Linked DNA regions of Homo sapiens: region 1 is linked to region 2. The links are chromatin contacts, found by Hi-C or POLR2A ChIA-PET in ENCODE. All regions are on one chromosome and are shown on one strand. The core of a region is the stretch at or near the end of the contact, and the rest is flanking DNA. Distances in the headings are between cores, read along the strand shown.

The links. Hi-C counts contacts between places; a loop is a spot of excess contacts on that map. ChIA-PET counts read pairs that join two places held with the same protein, here RNA polymerase II (POLR2A). Pooled maps may share reads with other maps.
Region 1: a pooled map shows a loop between it and region 2 (7-fold over the local background). The contact joins the enhancer-like site here to the promoter of ATMIN in region 2. A Hi-C loop is called at or near these places in 1 of 168 maps with a recorded cell type or tissue (left cardiac atrium) and 6 of 50 pooled maps. POLR2A ChIA-PET finds 5 or more read pairs at or near these places in 3 of 52 experiments (HepG2, PC-9 and Panc1).

The regions. Positions count from the first base shown.
Region 1 is chr16:81,402,076-81,408,238 of GRCh38, forward strand. No RefSeq gene overlaps it. Among named protein-coding and RNA genes, the nearest start is that of MIR4720, 20 kb to the left of the region's middle. RefSeq lists an enhancer at 1,673-1,752. Within about 2 kb of position 1,601, at least 4 of the 41 ENCODE cell types and tissues checked have a DNase peak (open chromatin) inside an H3K27ac peak, as active enhancers do.
Region 2 is chr16:81,031,293-81,037,233 of GRCh38, forward strand. It overlaps ATMIN (ATM interactor), which reads left to right and starts at 4,550. Exons shown (of 4, transcript NM_015251.3): 1 at 4,550-4,914. The coding sequence starts at 4,579. CENPN-AS1 (CENPN antisense RNA 1) reads right to left here. Exons shown (of 4, transcript XR_007065134.1): 1 at 5,445-5,941; 2 at 3,463-3,634. It overlaps CENPN (centromere protein N), which reads left to right. Exons shown (of 11, transcript NM_001100624.3): 11 at 1-193. RefSeq lists silencers at 4,370-4,659, 4,870-5,219.

The DNA of each region.
Region 1 (6,163 bases), core at 351-2,850, 370 kb after region 2:
GCCTCAGCCTCCCGAGTAGCTGGGATTACAGGCGCCCGCCACCACGCCTGGCTAAGTTTTTGTATTTTTAGTAGAGACAGGGTTTCACCATGTTGTCCAGGCTGGTCTCTAACTCCTGACCTCAGATGACCCGCCCACCTCGGTCTCCCAAAGTGCCAGGATTACAGGTGTGAGCCACCGCGTCTCGCCCCCACATTTGTTGAGAAGTCATCTTGTGCCAGGCTTTAAGGATTTTATTTTATATATATATGTATGTATTTTAATGCTTATTCTTTTCTTTTGAGATAGGGTCTTGCTCTGTCACCCAGGCTGGAGTGCAGTGGCACGATCATGGCTCATTACAGCCTTGACCTCCTGGGCAGCGATCTTCCCCCCTCAGCCCCCTGAGTAGCTGGGACTACAGGTGCATGCAACTGCACCTGGCTAACTTGTAAATTGTTTGTAGAGATGGTCTCACTACGTTGCCCACGCTTGTCTGAAACTCCTGGGCTCAAGGGATCCTCCTACTTTGGCCTCCTAAAGTGCTGAGATTACAGGCGTGAGCCACCACGCCTGGCCAAGAATGTTATATATGTAAGTATTAGTTCCTTTCCTCTTCACATGATCCCTCTGAGGTAAGTGCTGTTATCGTTATCTCTATTTTGCAGAGGAGGAAACTGAGGCATAGCAGGCACAAGTCGGGGATCCCTGTGTGTTAGCCAGGGCCTGCTATAGCTCTGCCAGGAGGGCTGGCAAGGCAAAAGAGAGCACTGGCCTGGGAATCTGGCCCAGCGTTGATCGAGGGCCTTGGACACGGGACTTAATCTTTGCCAGGACTTCAGTTTTCTCATCTGAATAATGGGCTTGATAATAGATTTGGCTGGGTGCAGTGGCTCACACCTGTTATCCCAGCACTTTGGGAGGCTGAGGCGGGCAGATCACTTGAAGTCAGGAGTTTGAGACCAGCCTGGCCAACATGGAGAAACCCCATTTCTACTAAAAATATAAAAATTAGTCGGGTGTGGTTGTGGCTGTCTGTAATCCCAGCTACTCAGGCGGCTGAGGCAGGAGAATCGCTTGAACCGGGGAGGCAGAGTTTGCAGTGAGCCGAGATCATACCATTCCACTCCGGCCCGGGCGACAGGGCAAGACTCTGTCTCAAAAAAAAAAAAAAAAAAAAAAATAGAAGTGAAGATGAAGCTGGGTGATGGAGAATGGGGCATACCATGGCCACTCCAGGGAGAGCTGTTAGCGGGAGTGGTTCTGTGCACCCAAATACTAGCCAATAAATCAATACATAAGCAGGAAGAGTACTTCCAACCATTAAAATAATTTGAATAATATTTGAATAATTTGAATAAATAATATTATTTTAATTGATTATTGTGGGATCAATGAATTCTAAATAAAAAATGCACTAAAAGTCTGTAGTGGGTGATGGGGTGGGGGATTTAGGGGTGCCGACGGGGTAGACCCCTATTGAAAGAGGCACGAAAACTGGGAGATGAAAAGCATAGGCTCGTTTGCCCTGTGTCTTCCTTCTCACGGCAGGGGATCGGCCGGCCACCTTCTCCCTGTGACTTCCTCCCAGTCCCGTCACCAAACCCCTGAGGCCGTCCTGGCATCAGACCGCAGGCCATAAAAGCGTCCAGCAGAGGGCGCCCCAAACCCACGAGGGCCGCGGCGAAGAAGAAGGTAGCGGCCGCTGTCCTCTCCCCTCCCAGGCAGGTCCGGTGCGGAAGGGATCGCTGGACACTGGCGATGGTGGAGAGGCATGGTGGGCCGGGTCCCCCGCACCCTTCATGGCCCTGACTCGGGGCTGCCCATGACCTTCAGCGTCAGAGCTCGGTCTGGTCCATGCCTGCCTTGGGGAAGCTGCGCCGCCTCTGCACCCACCCAGGTCAGGGCCACCTTCCCTCCATTTGCAGCATGAGCAGGTCTGAGGTGGCGGCTCCGGGCTGAACAGCAGGAACTGAGTTCTTTGTCCACATGTGAGGGTGGGCAGCCCATGAACAGTCCACCCAGACACAAGTTACCCTGCCCCCGAGCCGGAATCCAGCCCTGAGACCCCACAGTGCTGCCTCTGAAACAGTGCTGGGACGTCTCTCTGAGCCTGAGCTCAGACTTTGGTGTCCCGCTGCTGAGGCCGGGGTCCCGCCGCTGTGACCGTGGCAAGGGTAAGCCCTTTGTGCACCTGTGCCGTTGCCTGTAAAATGCTGGCAGTAATCACAGTGGAGCTACCCTAGAGGTTTGCTAGGAGGGTTACATGAGCCGTGCCTGGCACGGGCCACAGAGGGTAGGTTGCACATGGCTCTTTTCCCCACTGCCCAGTTATTAATCCAGGTCACAGTTACTTCTTCCCCCAGCCTCACAGAAGATGGGGGCCACTGTAAACCCCACCCCATCCCAGATGAATCAAGCCATCACCATACCCCCCCCCTCCAAATGATCCATGCCACCATAATATGCCCTCTGGATGACTCAGACCACCACTGCCCCCTCCCCAACACACACGTACACCCTGATGGCCCCAGCAGTCTCCTAACTGTCCTCCCTGGCTCCAGCCTTGCCCTGCTCCCTTCCACCATCCACTCTGCAGCCAGACTGATTTTTCTAAAATGCAAATCTGATCACATTACTTCCTACTTAACATCCACCAACAATTTCCCAATAAACTCGGGATGAAATTCAAGCTCCTTAATGTGAGTTCTGAGGCCTTTCCTGATCTGGCTGGGGCCTGGCACTCCAGCCTCATCCCTCTGAGTGACAGCCAGAGCCCAACCATGGGGGGCCCAGGCAGGAACTGTGACACCCCCAAATTCCACTTTTTAAAATTTTATTTTATTTTAAGTTCCGGGATACATGCGCAGAATGTTCAGGTTTATTACATAGGTAAACGTGTGCCATGGTGGTTTCCTGCACTTATCAACCCATCACCTAGGTATTGAGCCCCCCACATGCATTAGCCATTTATCCTGATGCTTTCCCTCACCTCACACCCCGCTGCTGACAGGCCCCAGTGTGTGTTGTTCCCCTCCCTGTGTCCATGTGTTCTCAATGTTCAGCTCCCACTTATAAGCAAGAACACGTAGTATTTGGTTTTCTGTTCCTGTGTTACTTTGCTGAGGATAATGGCTTCCAGCTCCATCCATGTTCCTGCAAAGGACATGATCTCTTTCCTTTTTATGGCTGCATAGTATTCCATGGTGTAAATGTACCACATTTACTTTATCCAGTCTGTCATTGATGGACATTTGGATTGATTCCATGTCTGTGCTATTGTGAATAGTGCTGCAATGAACAAACTCATGTATGAATCTTTATAACAGAATGATTTATATTCCTTTGGGTATATACCCAGCAATCGGATTGCTGGGTCAAATGGTATTTCTGGTTCTAGGTCTTTGAGGAATCGCCACACTGTCTTCCACAACGGTTGAAATAATTTACACTCCCACCAACAGTATAAAAGTGTCCCTATTTCTCCACAGCCTTAAATATTTGCACATTTATCAAACAGGGAAACTACTTTTTATTATTAACATAAAAGGTATTCCTCTCTCTTTGTGAAAACAAGGGCTTTAGAATGTGCATACTGTGAAAGTAACCTGTTAACTTATCAGAAAATGTCTTTTATCTGACATTTTCCTGCCCTCATCAATGGATGACGTTAGTCACATTCCTTGAAGGATGACTGGAGCTTACATGGACCCAGGTTCAAAGTCGTAGTCTCTTTGAAGAGCCTCAACTTTTCCAGCCTGACTCCGGGTTGGAACCTGCGTGCCTGAGGTTCCTCTCAGGATCAGCGTCTCCACCGTCAGACATTCTTATGAGAATACGGGTGGGTCAGCGCCGGGTAAAGGTGCTGGCTAAGTTTCCACCTTGTGGAGGTGGGATGACTTGCAATTCCCGTCTCCTGATTCATCCCCGGGTTACTGATTCATTTCCCTGGAATCTGGACTGCTTATGGCCATGCCCCCAGCTGCTGCTGGGCAAGCTGAGTGCTCCATTCAGCCCTGGTTCACACAACATATTCCTGGGCTCCTGATACAGGGCCTTGCGAGCGTTCAGACCCAATGCTTCTTGCATAAACACACACACATACAGATATATATATATATCTGTGTGTGTGTATATATATGTGTATGTGTGTGTGTGTATATATGTGCATATATATGTGTGTGTATACATATGTGTGTGTATAGATATGTGTATATATATGTGTGTGTGTGTATGTGTGTGTATATATATATATATCTCTTTTTTTTTTTTTTTGAGATGGAGTCTCACTCTGTCGCCCAGGCTGGAGTGCAGTGGTGTGATCTTGGCTCACTGCAAGCTCTGCCTCCCGGGTTCATGCCATTCTCCTGCCTCAGCCTCCTGAGTAGCTGGGACTACAGGCGCCCACCACCGTGCCTGTCTTTTTTTGTATTTTTAGTAGAGACAGGGTTTCACAGTGTTAGCCAGGATGGTCTCAATCTCCTGACCTCGTGATCCCCCCACCTCGGCTTTCCAAAGTGCTGGGATGACAGGTGTGAGCCACCGCGCCCAGCCAAAATATATATATATATAGATATATATATTATGTATATGGGTCATGTCCGGCCCCCATCCTGCCAAAATATAATATTTTTCCAAAATATATATAGAAAATATTGCTCTGTTACTGTCACCCAGGCTGCAGTGCAGTGGCACGATCACAGCTCTCGTTGTAACCTCAGACTGCGAGGCTCAAGTAATTGTCCTGCCTCAGCCTCCCAAGTAGCTGGGATTACAGGCACGTGACACCATACGCAGCTAATATTTGTATTTTTCACAGAGATGGGTCCTTGCTATGTTGCCCAGGCTGGTCTCAAACTCCTGGCCTCAAGCCATCCTCCCACCTTGGCCTCCCAAAGTGCTGGGATTATAGGCGTGAGCCACCGTACCTGGTCAAAACTAATATTTTGAATGTTTCTTTCTGTCTTGAAGTTGAATTCCCTGGTATATAATTTAGCTATACATGTGATTTCAGATACATCAATATCATGCCTATTTACAATATAAAGGAGGATTAAAAAGAAATTAATTTGACATAAAATTGTATGTGGGGACATTAGAACCCCCTCTACCCCAGAGACATAAAGAAGTAGTAAGCCACTTGCTCCTGCTCAGGAATCCCCAGGAAGGCTGCAGCCACAGCACAGATGGCCACAGGTGTGCCTGTGGGTGACTCAAACATCACAGGCTGGCAGGCTCTCAGTGACGTGATTTTCCAAAATGGTGAGCAACTCTTGGTTAACGTCCAAATGAAACAAAGAACAACCTTACCTCCATTTACGCTGTGGTTGTGCTCCTGGGAAATGCAGGGACAATGAAAACTGAGCAGGAAAAAACGGCCTTTTTATGTAAAGTGAAGTTAGATTCCAGACACAGATAATTTCAAGCAGGGTTTTCGCCTACGTGAATGTCCTGAGAGACGGCAGCCCATCCTGGGGGCCGAGGGCCCATTCTTGTCATCAGGGACTGTCTGTCTAGCTTTCCTGCCCACTGCCACCACCAAATGCCAGTGCTTCCCACACTCACACGTTATGGAGACAAATTTCCAACCCCAGTAGGGACAACCCTGTTTCCAGGAGAGCAACCTGGCTAGTGGGTCAGGTCCTGCCCCCACCCTGCCAGGTCTTCCTTCACATGTTCTTTTCTTTCTTTCTTTCTTTCTTTCTTTCTTTCTTTCTTTCTTTCTTTCTTTCATTCTTTTTTCTTTCTTTCTTCCTTCCTTCCTTCCTTTCTTTCTTTCCTACCTTCCTTCCTTCCTTTCTTCCTTCCCTCCCTCCCTCCCTCCCTCCTTCCTTCCTTCCTTCTCTCTCTCCCCTTCTCTCTTTCTCTCTCTCTCTTTTTCTTTCTTTCTTGAGTTTCACTCTGGTTGCTCAGGCTGGAGTGCATGGCACGATCTCAGCTCACTGTAACCTCTGCCTCCTGGGTTCAAGCAATTCTCATGCCTCAGCTTCCCCAGTAGCTGGGATTACAGGTGTGTGCCGCCACCCCTGGCTAATGTTTGTATTTTTAGTAGAGACGGGGTTTCACCACATTGGCCAGGCTGGTTTTGAACTCCTGACCTCAGCTGATCCATCCATCTCGGCCTCCCAAAGTGCTGGGATTACAGGCATGAGCCACCACACCCAGCCAATTTTTTGTATTTTTA
Region 2 (5,941 bases), core at 3,300-5,799:
CAATAAACTATGGATTTTTGTACTAAGCCAGTTGCCTCTTTCAAAACAACTTGTCAACTTGTCTAATCACCCTCAGCTTTTTTTAAAAACCCCTCCTCTACCCTCTCTCTTCAGAACACAAGTGGCTTCTAGCTGAATCTGTCTCCCAAATTGCAATTCCTAAGACCTCAATAAAAACACCTTGTCTTGCTGCTTTGCAGTGTGGTCTTTTGCCCCTTGGATGACATTAAATGGTGTCAGAATTGAGTGGGACAAAAAAGCAACTCCCTTCTTTGTTCTGGTGCGGCCACGGATTCGAGCACAGTTCCTGCAGGAGGAACCCCTTGTGTTCCACACCTCTCCCATGGCCACGGATTCTGTTTACGAGTTGTCTCATTCCTTAACCCCCTACCTTGGTTGAGGTTCTTTATCCAACGTCCTTGGTTGCCAGCTGTCCAGTAGCTGGGATTACAGGCACGTGCCACCATGCCCAGCTAATTTTTGTATTTTTAGTAGAGACAGGGTTTCACCATGTTGGTCAGACTGGTCTCAAACTCCTGACCTCAAGTGATCCTGCCGCCTCGGCCTCCCAAAGTGCTGGGATTACAGGTGTGAGCCTCAGTGCCCAGCCAAAATTCTATTTAACTTGATTTTTCTCTTCATGGCCAACTCACTGTTTCATTTGTGAAACTACTAGGGAAATTTCAGACTAGGGAATATTGAGGCACAGAAAATGATGGTACTTTGGCATGCTGGATGCTTTTGAAAATGGAAAGGCCTGAGAAATACACTTGAGAGTCAAGGTCCCTCCAACCTTGTCTTATTCTTGCCTCAACCAAGGGCAGAGAGGAACTCCCTCTGGAATTTCCTTGTCTGACTAAGAAAGCTTCTTACTAAAAGAAACACAGTTGCCTTCTATTCTGTCCTTCAAATCTCATTATCTATCAAAAAATGAAGACTGAGGAATAGAGCCACATATGGATGGACCTTTTCATAAGGCCTGCCCCTCAGGCTCATTCAGATTCCAAAGAGAATCATTTACAAGTTAATTTCTGTCTCCCTGGTCCATTTACTCTCCCTTATAATAATTTACTGCTCCTCAGAAGAATTACACACGTTCCCCATCTCCTTACTCTCCTATGAAAAAGGGTATATAAGCGTCCACACCCCATTGGGGGTTGGGGAATCATCACTCTGATGCCTCCCCTCCCCACCAGGCACGTTAATAAAACTTGTATGTCTTTTCTCCTATTAATCCGTCTTTTATCAGTTGATTTTCAGTGTTTTTTTTTTTTTAGCACTTGTTTGCAGGATCCAAAAGCTGCTCTGCTATTCTGGAAGCCACAGTCAAGGGACCCAGGACCCGAGCAGCTGGCAGAAGGACTTGTACCTTCTGTTTGTCCCATTGTATCCAAGATGTTAAAATCATGATGTCACAACATTTAGACATTTAAATGGTTAATCAAATGTATGTCTCTCCTGATATACAGCTAACTGCTATAGACTAATGCAGGCCTCCTTGTTAAAATGGACCCTTTGTTACTCAAATTTGACCAATCTTGGAAGCTTGGATGTGCACTGACTTGACAACCACTTTTTGTGGGACATAACACTCTAGACACAGGTGCTTCTAGCTCTAAGGGGAACAGATAACTAATCTGTGGCCAACCAACCAATGATTAATCAGCTATGCTGCCTCGGATCTTGATCAAAAAAGGAAAATGTGAAAAGTGATACACAAAATGGCATCACTTTGGTTCAGAGCTCTAAAATGGAGTTGGGAAGCCATTCTAAGAAGGACTGCCTGCACAATCTGCAACTTGCAAAACACAAAAACAAAAAATATGAACTTGCCTTGAAGCTTTGAACTGGGCCAAAACTGCAATAACCACTACATCCTGGAAAACTGAATTTCACCAGTGCTACAACTCCTGAACAGCGGCAACCAATCAACTATGGATTCATGTACTAAGCCAGCCACCTCCACCAATGATAATTCTTTCAAAACAATTTGTGTATTAACCCTCTGCTTTCTTTTAAAAACATCTACTTCTCTCCCTCTTTTCAGAACCCCATTTGGCTTCTAGGTGAATCTGTGTCTCCCAAATTGTAATTTCTAAGACCCCAATCAAAATGCCTTGTTTGGCTGGACGTGGTAACTTGCATCTATAATCCCAGCACTTTCGGAGGCCGAGGCAGGTGGATCACTTGACCCCAAGCTGGCCAAAATGGCGAGACCCTGTCTCTTTTCTTTTTTTTTTTTTTAATTAAAAAAAAATGCCTTGTCTTACTGCTTTGCAGTGTGGTCTTTCACCTCTTCTTTTTTTTTTTTTTTTTTTTGAGACAGTCTTGCTCTGTCACCAGGCTGGAGTACAGTGGTGCGATCTTGGCTCACCACAACCTCCGTCTCCTGGGTTCAAGCGATTCTCCTGCCTCAGCCTCCTGAGTAGCTGGGATTACAGGCGTGCGCACCACACCCGGCTAATTTTTGTATTTTTAGTAGAGACAGAGTTTCACCATGTTGGCCAGGATGGTCTCGATCTCTTGACCTCGTGATCCGCCCTGCCTCGGCCACCCAAAGTGCTGGGATTACAGGCGTGAGCCACCATGCCTGGCCCTTTCACCTCTTCTTGGTTGACATAAGCAATCAGTTCTACAGCAGATACCAGCTGGGTATGCTCCAGTTCAATTCCAACACTAACTACCTGGCGATATCATCAGACCCCATAGGTTAAGGGCTCAGTCCCACAAAACTGCCACCCACTTCTGAGGCCAGTTGCCAGCCCCAGGTTGTTTCACCTGCGCTTCTGACTAACCAGCTATAAATTGCATTTCCCACAACCCTCTCTTCATGTTCAATTAATTTGCTAGGGCAGCTCACAGAACTCAGGAAGACACATAGACTGACTTCTTACAAGGGATGTTACAAAGGATTCAGATGAAAAGATGCATAGGGCAAGAGCTTCCACGCATGCCCTCTTTGAGTGCGCCTCCCTCCAGGAAACTCCATGCATTCAGCTATCTGGAAGTTCTCCAAACCCATTTCTTTTGGGATTTTATGGAGGCTTCATTACCTAGGAATGATTGATCAGCTTAAGCTTCAGCCCCTGTCTCCTCCCCAGAGGTTGAGGGGGAGGGCTGAAAGTCTCAAGCCTCTAATCCTACCTTGGTCTTTCCAGTGACCAGTCCCATCCTAAAGCTACCTAGGGACTGTGAGTCATCAGTCAACTAATTAGCATACAAAAAAACACCAATTTGCTGATTCCAAGGATTTTAGGAATTGCATGCCAGGACAAAGACCAAATATATACTTCACATTATCACAGTTATCTTGCAAGGCAAAGGGACTTGGCAGTTGGAGAAATTATCCTGGATGATTTGAATGGGCCCAATGTCATCACAGGGGGCCTCAAGAATAGAAGAATCAGAGGGATCACTACTGAAGAAATCAGAGTGATGTGATGTGACGAAGACTCAACTCACCGTTACTGATTCTGGAGATGGAGGAAGGGTCCGCAAGCCAAGGAATGTAGGCAACCTCTAGAAGCTGGGAAAGGCAAGTGAACAGATTCTCCCCTGGAGCCTTGGGAAGGAATACAGCCCTGCTGACACCTTGATCTTAGCCCAGCAGTCTCATTTCTTTTGACCTCCAGAGCTGGAAGATAATAAATTTGTGTTAAGGCAGTAAGTTTGTGGTAATTTATTAATAGCAAGAGAAAACGAATATAGCTGCTAGTATGTAAAAGGTGGAAATTTTCACATAAAACTCTAGCCATACCAAAGATGAGTAGCAGCTGCCCCCTTTTAATAAAGGATGTGTTTCCAATTTCACTGCAGTCCTCACCCCTCCCTTTTGTCTACCCCAGCCTCCTATGTCCATTTACATGAACTACCCAGTCTAAGTATTAAGTTTTGTAATCGTATACTGAACTGCAGTGTCTCCCAAACAGTAATCCTAATTTCAGCAGCTAAAATAGAAGCAAGCAAATCCAGCCTTCTTAAAATGATTAATCCTATCAATAATAACAATCTTTTCATTTGTATAGTGTGGTCTAGGTCAAGTTACTTAATTTATATAAGCCTAAATGTCCTTCTCTGCACAAGGTGGGGCAAGTTACAGTACATACCCGCTACAGTCGTTTTGAAGACAAAATGAGACACAGCATGAAAAGTGCATCCACCAGACCCACCTGGTACCCAGTAAGGCCTAGGTAATAAACAACGGCGGAAATCAGTGTACTTCTGCCTCACCTGCCACTAGACATTTGGGTTGTTTCTAATCTTTGGGAAGTAAACGCATTGCTCAACGTATTGCTTTTTCTTTTATGTGACTACTGCCTGAAGTCACTTTCCTAGGAAGAATGGATCGATTAGAGAGGCGGGGCAATACCTTTTACCTGCTGGCAGGTGAAATTTCGCCTCCTGGCGGCGTCACCTAAAGTCCTCTCCCTCCAAGGCGCGCCCTCCGCGGCCGGCAGGGGGCGCCGCGGCCGCCTGGGCCCGCCGGATGCTAACAAGCCTGGCGGCCTCGCCCCCTGCCGGAAGTGGCTGCGGCGGGGGCGGGGCCTACGAACTGGGCCGGGCGGCCGTGCGGGAGCCATGGCGGCCTCGGAGGCGGCGGCGGCGGCGGGGTCCGCGGCTCTGGCGGCGGGTGCCCGGGCCGTCCCGGCGGCCACGACAGGAGCCGCCGCCGCCGCCTCGGGCCCGTGGGTGCCCCCGGGACCCCGACTGAGGGGCAGCCGGCCGCGGCCCGCGGGGGCGACGCAGCAGCCCGCTGTCCCCGCGCCGCCGGCGGGGGAGCTGATCCAGCCGTCGGTGAGCGAGCTGTCCCGGGCCGTGCGGACCAACATCCTGTGCACCGTGCGCGGCTGCGGCAAGATCCTGCCCAACAGCCCCGCGCTCAACATGCACCTAGTCAAGAGCCACCGCCTGCAGGTGAGCCCGACGCGGCCGGCGGCCCGGGGGGCCGGGCCTGGCTCCAACAAAGCGCCCGGCGCCGGCGCGCGAAGCCGGCCTCGGGGGGACGAGCGCCCTGCGCGCTGCCGCTGCCGCTGCCCCACCGGCCTCTGCCCTCCCCGGCCGGAGGCGGCTCTCGAACCCTCGCGGCAGGCGCCGCAGGTGCGGCCTCTGGGGGGGAGGAGGAGCTGGGAGCCCCGGGTCCGCCGTACGCGCCAGTTCCCTGGTTCCCTGGCTCCCTGGCCCCGAGTGTCGTGCCGGACGCCGGCCCAGGCTTTTTACACTTTTTTGCCTGTGAGTTCTTAACGGCGTTTTGGCGAGGGACGCATCGTCTCCATTATATTAATGAGAAACAGATTATGCAACCTAGATGATGCGGGGCTTTAAACCGGGGCCTCTGGTTCTAAAGCCCTGTGCTTGCCACGACACCCACAATGCCGCCCTTGGGTCCTGCCCAGTGGACTGTATGTGCCACAATAACTAGAAGAGAGGGTTTTAAATGTTCTCACCACCAAGAGACAATACGTTTGAGGTCGAGGACATGTTAAACACTCTGACTTGATCACTATGCAATGTATATGTCCATCCATGCTGCACACCGCACCCCATCAGTAGGAATAATTACTGTGTGTCGATTATGAATAAAAAAATGTTTTAAAGGAGCGGTAGGTTTGCCTCTAAACACCATCAGTCAGTTTCACGGTGTTGGTAAGATCAGCTCAGGACTGAGACCTAAGGGAAATTGCCCCTGTGGCTCTTCTTTAAGAGGGGGACACAGTAAATACACCATGACAATAGTCTCAACAACCCTCCACGTTATGCAAAACAGGGCAGTCATTTTCAACCTTGGGACACATCTGTGACAAGCTTATTAAAAATCCAGATGTCCAGCCCCACCCCGGACCTGTTAAGTCACAATCTCTCAGTCATTACAATGGCAAGTTTCCTTCCACCACTCTAGGCCAGCAGTGACATAATTCAAAAGCGCAAGTCATTGAAAGCAGTT